2 separate regions of the Mus musculus genome follow, and region 1 is linked to region 2. A link is a contact called in ENCODE Hi-C or POLR2A ChIA-PET data. All regions are on one chromosome and are shown on one strand. The core of a region is the stretch at or near the end of the contact, and the rest is flanking DNA. Distances in the headings are between cores, read along the strand shown. Region 1 overlaps Arfgap3 (ADP-ribosylation factor GTPase activating protein 3). Region 2 overlaps A4galt (alpha 1,4-galactosyltransferase).

What was found. Hi-C counts contacts between places; a loop is a spot of excess contacts on that map. ChIA-PET counts read pairs that join two places held with the same protein, here RNA polymerase II (POLR2A).
Region 1: a map of T-helper 17 cell shows a loop between it and region 2 (1.9-fold over the local background). The contact joins two enhancer-like sites. A Hi-C loop is called at or near these places in 4 of 37 maps with a recorded cell type or tissue (Patski, T-helper 17 cell, left cerebral cortex and 1 more). POLR2A ChIA-PET finds 5 or more read pairs at or near these places in 4 of 5 experiments (Patski and embryonic stem cell).

Annotation. Positions count from the first base shown.
Region 1 is chr15:83,297,476-83,301,942 of GRCm38, forward strand. It overlaps Arfgap3 (ADP-ribosylation factor GTPase activating protein 3), which reads right to left. Exons shown (of 16, transcript NM_001357756.1): 16 at 2,265-3,227. The coding sequence ends at 3,210. Among named protein-coding and RNA genes, the nearest start is that of Gm32788, 2.9 kb to the left of the region's middle. Within about 2 kb of position 2,904, at least 1 of the 3 ENCODE cell types and tissues checked has a DNase peak (open chromatin) inside an H3K27ac peak, as active enhancers do.
Region 2 is chr15:83,231,099-83,235,867 of GRCm38, forward strand. All of the region lies in intron 1 of A4galt (alpha 1,4-galactosyltransferase), which reads right to left. Among named protein-coding and RNA genes, the nearest start is that of A4galt, 18 kb to the right of the region's middle. Within about 2 kb of position 2,775, at least 1 of the 3 ENCODE cell types and tissues checked has a DNase peak (open chromatin) inside an H3K27ac peak, as active enhancers do.

The DNA.
Region 1 (4,467 bases), core at 1,654-4,153, 67 kb after region 2:
GGCTAGGGATCAGAAGGGTCAAGGGGCCTCAGAGCGGGGGCCTGGAAGTTCTGACCACAGCGAGGGTTGATGGGGAGAGATGGCAGGGGCTAGAGAGACCGTAGGCACAGTGTCCTGGTAGCCTGGGGTTGCAGGTAGGTTTTGACAGAGATGGTAAGGAGGTTGACTTCAGCTTGGCTGCAAATATAGAAAAGTGCATGTGTAAGGTGCTCTGCCAGCTTCCAGGGGGTGAGTGGGCCTTGCCCAGTGCCTGTTAAGTTTCATCACCCCAGCTGGGGGGGCCTCAGAGTCCCTGGAACTGGAGGCACAGTCCCCTAGAGTTGTACCCTAGGTGACATCTCCCTCCTTTTGCACTCCTTTGGATCTCAGTGGAATTGAAGTGCACAGGGAGACAGACCCCTTACTGGCTGGCACTCACTTCTCTGTGTTGTTTTGGGACGGGGCCTCTCTGTGTGGTCGTGGCTGTCCCGGAACTGATGTAGACCAGGCTGGCCTCAAAGGTGCGAGGCATGAATGAGGTGTGTGTGTGAAATGCACACGTTGCAGGCAGAAGGGGCATGCAATGCTTTGCAGTTGGAGTTGTCAGCCAACTAATGTGGGTGCTGAGAACAGAACTCAGGCCCTCTCCAAGAGCAGCAAGAGCGCTTAACAGCAGAGCCGTCTCTCTAGCCCTCCCAGGGTTACTTTAAAACACTGCATCTTAACCAAGAGTTCTGGAGAAAATGCTGCTTGCCAAAGCCACTCTCCAGGGCTTCTCTGCCAGCCCTCTCTGCACAAAGGCTCCAGGAGAGGTAACCTGGCTCTCTGGGCTTCACACCCAACAGTGGCTGCTCTCAGAAACACCTCCCACAGCCCCAGACCCAGCCTTCGACGGGTTCCCAGCAGCTTCTGCCATGGGGTTCCTCTGTCTATTCTAGACCTTGAATGATAGGCAAGCGCTCTGCTGCGGGGCCACGTTCTTTCTTATTTATTTATTTACTGTTTGTGTTTTGCCTGCATGTATGTGTGGATACCATGGGCATGTAGTGCCCACGGAAGCCAGAAGAGGGTGCTGGCTTTCTTGGAACTGTAGCTACCAGGTAGGTGATCAGAATTGAACCCGTCTTCTTAACCCCTGAGCCATCTCTTCAGTTGTCTTCAGATTTTTTTTTTTTAAGAATTACTTATTTATTGTATAGGAGCACACCTTAACAATCTTCAGACACACCAGAAACGGGCACCAGATCCCATTACAGATGGTTGTGAGCCACTATGTGGCTGCTGGGAACTGAACTCAGGACCTCTGGAAGAGCAGTCAGTGCCCTTTTTCTTTTCTTTTCTTTTTAAAGATTTATTTATTTATTATAAGTAAGTATACTGTAGCTGTCTTCAGGCACACCAAAAGAGGGCGTCAGATCTTATTACGGATGGTTGTGGGCCACAACTAGCTTTAAAGGGCTGGAGAGACAGCTCAGAAGCTAAGAGCACTGGCTGCTCTTCCAGAAGTCCTGAGTTCAATTTCCAGCAACCACAAGGTGGCTCAAAACCACCTGTAATGGGATCTGATGCCCTCTTCTGGCATGCAGGTGTACAGGCAGATAGAACACTCATACATAAAGTAAATAAAATAAGTAAATAAATAATGGAGAAACAAAACAAACAAAAGAACTCTAAATCCAACCAGCTTTATAAATGTTGGTATGGTGATGGAACCTAAGGGTTTTCACTGCTGAGCCACAGCCTCTCACTGCACTTCCCACCCCCTCAGCTATCACAGACAGGGACTCCAGACAGGCAGTGCTGGCCATCAGCTGAGTGGACTGCTGCACAGCCCTGTGTCCTCACTGCACACACATCTGGACATGCTAAGACACCCTGAAGCTTCTGCCCAGTAAGGAGGCGCCAGGCTTGGGGAGAGATCAGCACACTGGGGCAGAGGTCCAGGTGCGTGGGATCTGCCAGATAGTGCTCACAGGGCACATGGGGATGCACACAGGGCTCACTCTGGATGGGGTTTGGACAGATCTCTCTGCTACTAAGTTAGTATTGATGCTACAGTGTGTGCCGCCATGCCGGCTCCGGTGTGCTGGGGAAGGCTGGCTGCCAGTGTCACAGGAGCCTCCTCCCCTCCCAGAGGCACCAGTCTCTGTGTTGTGATGATGGCATCTGTCAGTCCCACCTGTAGGTACCATGGGTGTGACCAGCGAGTGGGAGCGGCAGTCACCCAGTGCCCGCTGTACAGTGATACAAAGGCTCTTGAGGAATGACAACACAGGCAACCGTCTGCTGTGCTGTGTGTTATATTTAGAAGTCTACAAATCAGACCTTTTAAGAAAGTCACAAAATAGTCATCTGAAATCACATTTTTGGTTCATCAAATTCCAAATATATTTTACTGCGCTGAACAATATATTCTGGAGCTGTCTAAAACACAGCCAAATGACTTTATTGATTTACATCTATCCTGTAACTTTTGGAATATCAAGGACAAGATAAAAAAATATTAACAAAACTACCCAATTATAATCGCCCTCTCCCTGGCTGAGCTTCGTCCTGAAGCCGCACTGCTGTCCTTCTCAGCCTGAGCTCCTGGTACTGCTGACTTCCGAGTGCATTGGGAGCCCTGGGGTGGCCCCATCTTCCTCTCACAGGGCAGCGACACCCTGTTTACTCCCAGGTCGCAGTGAACGCCCTTGGCATCATAGAAGCTCAGGTCTGTTAAAGGAACTGACTGGGGGACACTTTTAAGAGTAGAGAATGTACAAAATAACTTACAGAGTGACAGATGGCTTTAAGTGTGTGTTGTGTGGGGACACACACGAAGCAATCTGTCAGCAAGGGGCTGGGCACTTCTGGTCTTGCTGTTTTTGTTGTTTTGCTCCTTTGCAGTGAGAAGTAAGTGCTGGGGATTGATTTCCGGGCCCAGTCAACACCAGCCTGGAGAGAGGTGGGAGGAGCCTGCAGCTCTGGCTTCCAGTTCTTGGAACTAAAGATGCCCCAAAGATAAAGCAAGGACACAAGGAGCTAATTTAAATCAGAAATGAAAGCAAAATCCCACCTACATAGAAATGGGGATGTCTCAAAGGAAACATGGACACTCAGAAATGTGCAGGTGCCTCGCCAACTAGTAGAGCCTGCCCACAAAGCAGCTGGGGCATTGGCGCAGCCAGATGTGGTCTCAGGTCCATCTGAAGTGGAGTTTTACCAGGTTGGACAGCCTGGCACCAGGATTAAGAACCGTAGCGATCCTAGAGAGAACCAGACCAACATTTACTACCGATACACTGCATCTGTGTCCTGCCATGCACACAGCGTGCGATTGCTGTTGATGAGGGACACCTGGCTCTTGGCACTGGCCACAGACTCTGCATAAAGAGCAGCTGTGTGGTGCCAGCACTGCCTCAGCCTCTCCATGGCTAGGAGGGCAAGTGGGGCCTGGAGACCTGCCCGGGATCACACCTTGTGAGAGCTGCCAGGATTACAACTTGTGAGGGGTGCCCAAGGCCTAGGGCTCCCAGGCTGGACTAAGGATTGCAAAGCAGGGGCCCAGGCCGGAGCCTGGGGCCATGTCCTGAGCTGTCCAGGGAGCACGTGTGATGGGATCCTGAGGGATCTGTCTGAAGTCCCTGCTCATTTAGCAGAGGTTCAATGGCTGCCTCTGCTTCTTCATTTATAAATGGAGACACAAGCAGGATGATTCTTAAATACAGGAAGGCCACACCCACAAAACAGGAATACTACCTTCCAGCCAACAGGCCCTTAAGGGAGGGAGGAGGGAGGAGAGAAGAGGGAGGAAGAAGGGAGGGAGGAGAGCTCCCAGCCTCTGCAGTTTTAGGTTTTCTTCTCCCTCGCATTCCCAACAAGGCCACAGCAGGGTTGGTCTGCAGACTAGAAGCCTCCATGGACCCATAAGTTGCAATGTCAATTCAGTCAACACCTCAGGGTCACATTTCATCCTAATAGAATGCGTCTAAAATGACTTTACACAACCAAGAAGATTCCCGAAGCAAGCTGTTCATACAATCTGAGACAGCCTCCTTGTCATAAACAGGCTTCCCCTTCTTGTATATGAACTGAATTAAGTCTAACACAGAAAGACAAGTATTTCTACAGATACATAAAAAGATGTGGCTGAGCAGTTGATGGCACATGCCTTTAATCCCAAATCCCAGTACTTGGGAGGCAGAGGCAGGCAGATTTCTGAGTTCGAGGCCAGCCTGTTCTCCAGAGTGAGTTCCAGGACAGCCAGGGCTACACAGAGAAACCCTGTCTTAAAAAACCAAACCAAACCAAACCAAACCAAAAACAGATGTCTGTGTATACAGTGTAAAGCAGAAGAGAAACTGTCTAAGGCAGTAAGGGGTGGGGGTGAAGGGCAGAGGTGTGGAAGAGCTATGCATCAAGTCAGTTCTATACATCATGAAATGTCCTTCGGTGACCAGGACCATGTACGAGGAGTACACACTAATAAATAAAGCTTGGAGATCA
Region 2 (4,769 bases), core at 1,525-4,024:
TACAATCACATGCATACATACACACAGAGAGATAAATACATATACATGAAATGACTCTTAAAAATGTTTTAATCTGGGGGGGTTGGAGGGATGGCTCAGTGGTTAAGAGCACCAGCTGCCCTTTCAGAGGTCCTGAGTTCAATTCTCAGCAACCTCATGGTGGCTCATAACCATCTGTAATGGGATCTGGTGCCCTCTTCTGATGTGCCTGAAGACAGTCATAGTGTGCTCATAAATAATAAATAGACACTTTTTTTGTTGTTGTTGGCTTTTCGAGAGACAGGGTTTTTCTGTGTATCCCTAGCTGTCCTGGAACTCACTCTGTAGACCAGGCTGGCCTCGAACTCAGAAATCCTCCTGCCTCTACCTCCCAAGTACTGGGATTAAAGGCGTGCACCACCACTGCCCGGCTGGCACATCTTTTAAAAATGTTTTAATCTGACTTTAATCTCAGCACTTAAGAGGGCAAGGCAGGTGAATCTGAGTTCCAAATTAACCTGGTCTTAAAGAGAGGTCTTAAAGTTCCAGGACAGCCAGGACTACATAGAGAAACTGTGTCTTGAAAAATCAAACCAAACCAACCAAACTATGTTTTCATCACTACAAAGATGAGACAAGAGGATCAAGACTAGCCTAGGCTATTATAGTAAGTTCAAATGGCCTTGAACAGACCTTAAGACACTCTGGTCCCCCGGCCCTGTATATGCCTTATACCTGTGTCTTCTGTCATACCACCCTCTCCCTGGCTCCTTATCTATCTAAGCCATCTGTCTTTCCAGTGTCTCAGAACTCAATATGCTGCCTCAGGACTAGCCACCCTCTCTGCTTGGGTGGCTCACTCTCCACTCCTAACTTGCTCTCAAGCCTCGAATACTTCACTCTAGAGCTCCCCCCTGCCTTCCACTTTGGTTTATTCTCCCTAGCACTTATCCCAAAACACTGTGCTTACTGTACAGGTAAATTATTTAGAAATAGCCCAATATGGTAATTTGAATGAAAATGGCTCCCTTGGCCACATAGGGAGTGGCAATATTAGGAGGTGTGGACTTGTTGGATTGTGTCACTTGGGGATGGGGTAGAGGTCAGCTGCTCAGGCCACACCCAGTGTCTTTCTCTCCCTGCCTGCCTGCATATCAAGATGTAGAACTCTCAGCTCCTTCTTTAGCATCATGTCTGTCTGTGTGCCATCATGCTTCCCACCATGACTATAAGGGACTAAACCTCTGAAACTCTAAGCCAACCCCAGTTAAATGCTTTCCTTTATAAGAGTATACCATGTTCAGGCTGGAGACATGGCTCAGTGGTTAAGCCTGCTGCTCTTCCAAAGGTTCAGAATTCAATTCCCAGCAACCACATGGTGGCTCAACCATCGATAATGGGGTCTGATGCCCTCTTTTGGCACGCAGGTATACGTGCAGACAGAGCACTAATTCGTTTAAAAAAAAAGTCATCATGGTCACAATGAAACCCTAAGACACCCAACAAGGGTAGATATGTTGTTTTATTGAGCAACTCATGTAGAACAGACTAGTTTCCTAGTTTCCAATTTACTATATAGCCCAAAGATGACCCTGAACTTCTGATCCTCCTTCCACAATGCTTCACGTGAGCAAGGCAAACGTTCTACCAACTCAGCTGATATCTCAGCCTTGTGTTTTTTTGTTGTCTTTGAGGCAGTGGCTCAGGCTAGCCTCGAACTCAGGATCTTGCTCCCAACTTCCCTTCCTGCTGGGATGAGAAGCTCATTCAGGGATTTGTATTTTGTTGTACTTGTTTAGCATCTGGAATCCTATCCAGCTCGATAGGTGTTGTCAACCTGTTGGACAGGTAGGAGAGGCAGTGAATGAAGCAAGACGTGAGGAAGTCTGGGAGCCAGCAGATCAGTGGCTGAGCAGGGTGGGGGGTGCTAAATGACCAAGAGCACCAGGGAGCCAGTGAGGCTGGAACCAAGGTCAGTGAGCTCCTTGGGAGCCCAACCAGAGTCGTATGTGTGGCTGAGCCCACAGCGAGACAGACCCTGGGAAGTCACCAGCTCTGTCCTCCTCCTTTGGGGAATGAGGCTATTTTGGTCATAAGCATTTTGATTTTTTTTTTTTTTAGAAAGACAGGGTTTCTCTGTGTAGCCCTGGCTGTCCTGGAGCTCAGAGATCTGCCTCCTATATTCCCTGGGTGCTGGGAACCCAGTAGGACTACAGGTAGATGGATGTATGGACAGCCATCAGCAGAGTGTACCCCTGAGTATTTAAGACCATGGCATAGGGTGGAGACCGACCACCAGGCCTGAGGTGGGGTAAGGTGTGCCTGACCACAACTAGAAGGTGCTAGAATCAGGCCATATTTGGTATCATTGGCCCCCAGCTGAAGATCCAGGAATAGAAGTTATGTACCCAGCCAAGTTGGCCACAACTCAATACCCATGTGACTTTAGACTCAAAGCATGGTCCCATCCCCCACTGGGTGGGCCTTGCAGCTGCACCCCCAAGTCCTAGCCCTTGTCAGAAGAGCCTGGGCTGTCCCTGTTACCTCCCCGGTACCCCTAGGCTTCCTTCCCTAGGGCAGGGAGCTATTTTCAGGTAGTGTGTTAACTGGTCATAGTGCTGCTCTAAGCCTTACCCCGGCTCCCTGTTATCAGGACTCTCTATGATTCACTGTAGGCAGTGAGACTGGGCAGAAATACAGGCTGGCAGAGACAGAACTTGGCACCAGGTCCAGCACTGTTTTCCAACTCAAGTGCAACACTCTTAATGGATGTACCTCCATCTGTTTCCCTGGCTGACTGGGAGCCAAGATGGTGTCATGGGGATGGTCAGATGCAGCCCACATTGAACCCCATAGATCTCACCTCTGGGCTGAGTGCCAACAGAATGAGCCAAGGGAGAGTCAGGCGATCTGATGGGGATACAGGCACAAGAAGAGAGGTGGTCACTCAGGCAAGATCCCCACCCAGGCTTCCTATGTGTGGTACCCCACCTGTTCCCTCCCCAGACCTCTGCAGACATGATATGCAGCCCCAACCAGGGGTCCTCTCATAAGGTGCAAGAAAAACGCATAAGACTCTATTCAACAACCAAACAGGGTTTCGTGGGACACACCTAGGAGAACCAGGGATATGGAGCCTGAGTAGCTGAGCAGGGGCTGTACAGTGGGAGTCCCAGGAGATCCTTGCAAAGAGGGACTGGTGGTGGTGGTAGCCTCATTAGTGAGCCATTAGTGAGCCATGGGCAAGTCTGCTGGGGTTTTCAGGCCACCAGAGGAACTCAGGCTTGGATGGGGTGAGTTCTGATGGCATATGACATGGGACCCAGGAAGACAAAGCCCCAGTTTGGGTGGAGGCTCTGAGCCTTACCGGCTTGGGGAACATGGTATGTGTCTAGAGCCCTGCCAGAAAGACAGGTCTCCGGCTGGAGAGATGGCTCAGCGATTAAGAGCACTGACTGCTCTTCCAGAGGTCCTGAGTTTAATTCCCAGCAACCACATGGTGGCTCACAACGGAATCTGATGCCCTCTTCAGGTGTGTCTGAAGACAGTGACAGTGCACTCTCATACCCATACATAAAATAAATAATTCTTTTAAAAAAAAAAAAGATTTATTTATTTATTTATTATATGTAAGTACACTGTAGCTGTCTTCAGACACACCAGAAGAGGGAGTCAGATCTTGTTACGGATGGTTGTAAGCCACCATGTGGTTGCTGGGATTTGAACTCAGGACCTTCGGAAGAGCAGTCGGGTGCTCTTACCTGCTGAGCCATCTCACCAGCCCCTAATAATTCTTTAAAAAAGAAGTACAGACAGATAGACAGGTCTCACAGACTACAGTGACAGGTGGGAGGGCTGAGAAAGGAGAGCTACTAGGGCAGTCTCTAAGGTTAGGGATTTCCAAGTTGAGCAGTATGCCATTGATCAGGACTAGCCCTCTTTTTTAATATTATCCTCCCAGTTCTCAAGAGTGATTGGTCAGGATACAATTCCAACTCTATGGTTTCAGCTGCTTCCAGTTCAGTCCAGTCAGGTCCTTTTCCCATTGCCTTCTCCCCTGCTTAGACAAAGACTAAGGTATCCCGGAGTCCCCCTGTCCACTTCAATATCCCTTCCCAGGAGGGCTGTGTACAGGACACATGCCACAAGACCAGTCACCTCGCTGAGCCTCGGGTTCCTCGCCTGTACTTTAAAGTCTATCTCATTGGCCCCCAGGCTCCAGGGAGCTGTAGGAGGCCCAGGGCAGGGGCTCACCCAGGGCAAAGGAAAGAGGGTTCCCATTCCACTTTGCTTCCAGGGATACTACATGCCTGAAGAATGGATAAAGTCCCACCCAGGGGCTGGGCTGTAAAAGCAGTTCACGTGGTAGAGTGCTGGCCTAGCACACAGACAGTTCAGGATTCCATCCATTCTCAGCACCACACAAGACAGGCATGGTGGCACACGCCTGTAATTCTAGCAGTTGGGAGGCAGAGGCAGGAAGATGAGACCTTCAAGGTCATCTTTGCTTGCAAAGCTGAGATAGAAGACCCCGACTTAAAAAACAAACAATTATGTCATGTCCACTGACATTGACTTGATCCAAAACTGAATTTATAGACTCAGCTCAAGCTGGAAGACGGAAGGATTTCTGGCAGTTAGATAAAAGCCAGCATCCCTTGGGAATCTCTTCAGCAACAGGCATCTTTTTCCCTTGCTGGCAGAAGGGACATATGGCTCCTTGTGGTGGTTTGAACAGGTATAACACCCCCCACCCCCATAGACTTATGTATTTGAATGCTTGGCCAAGA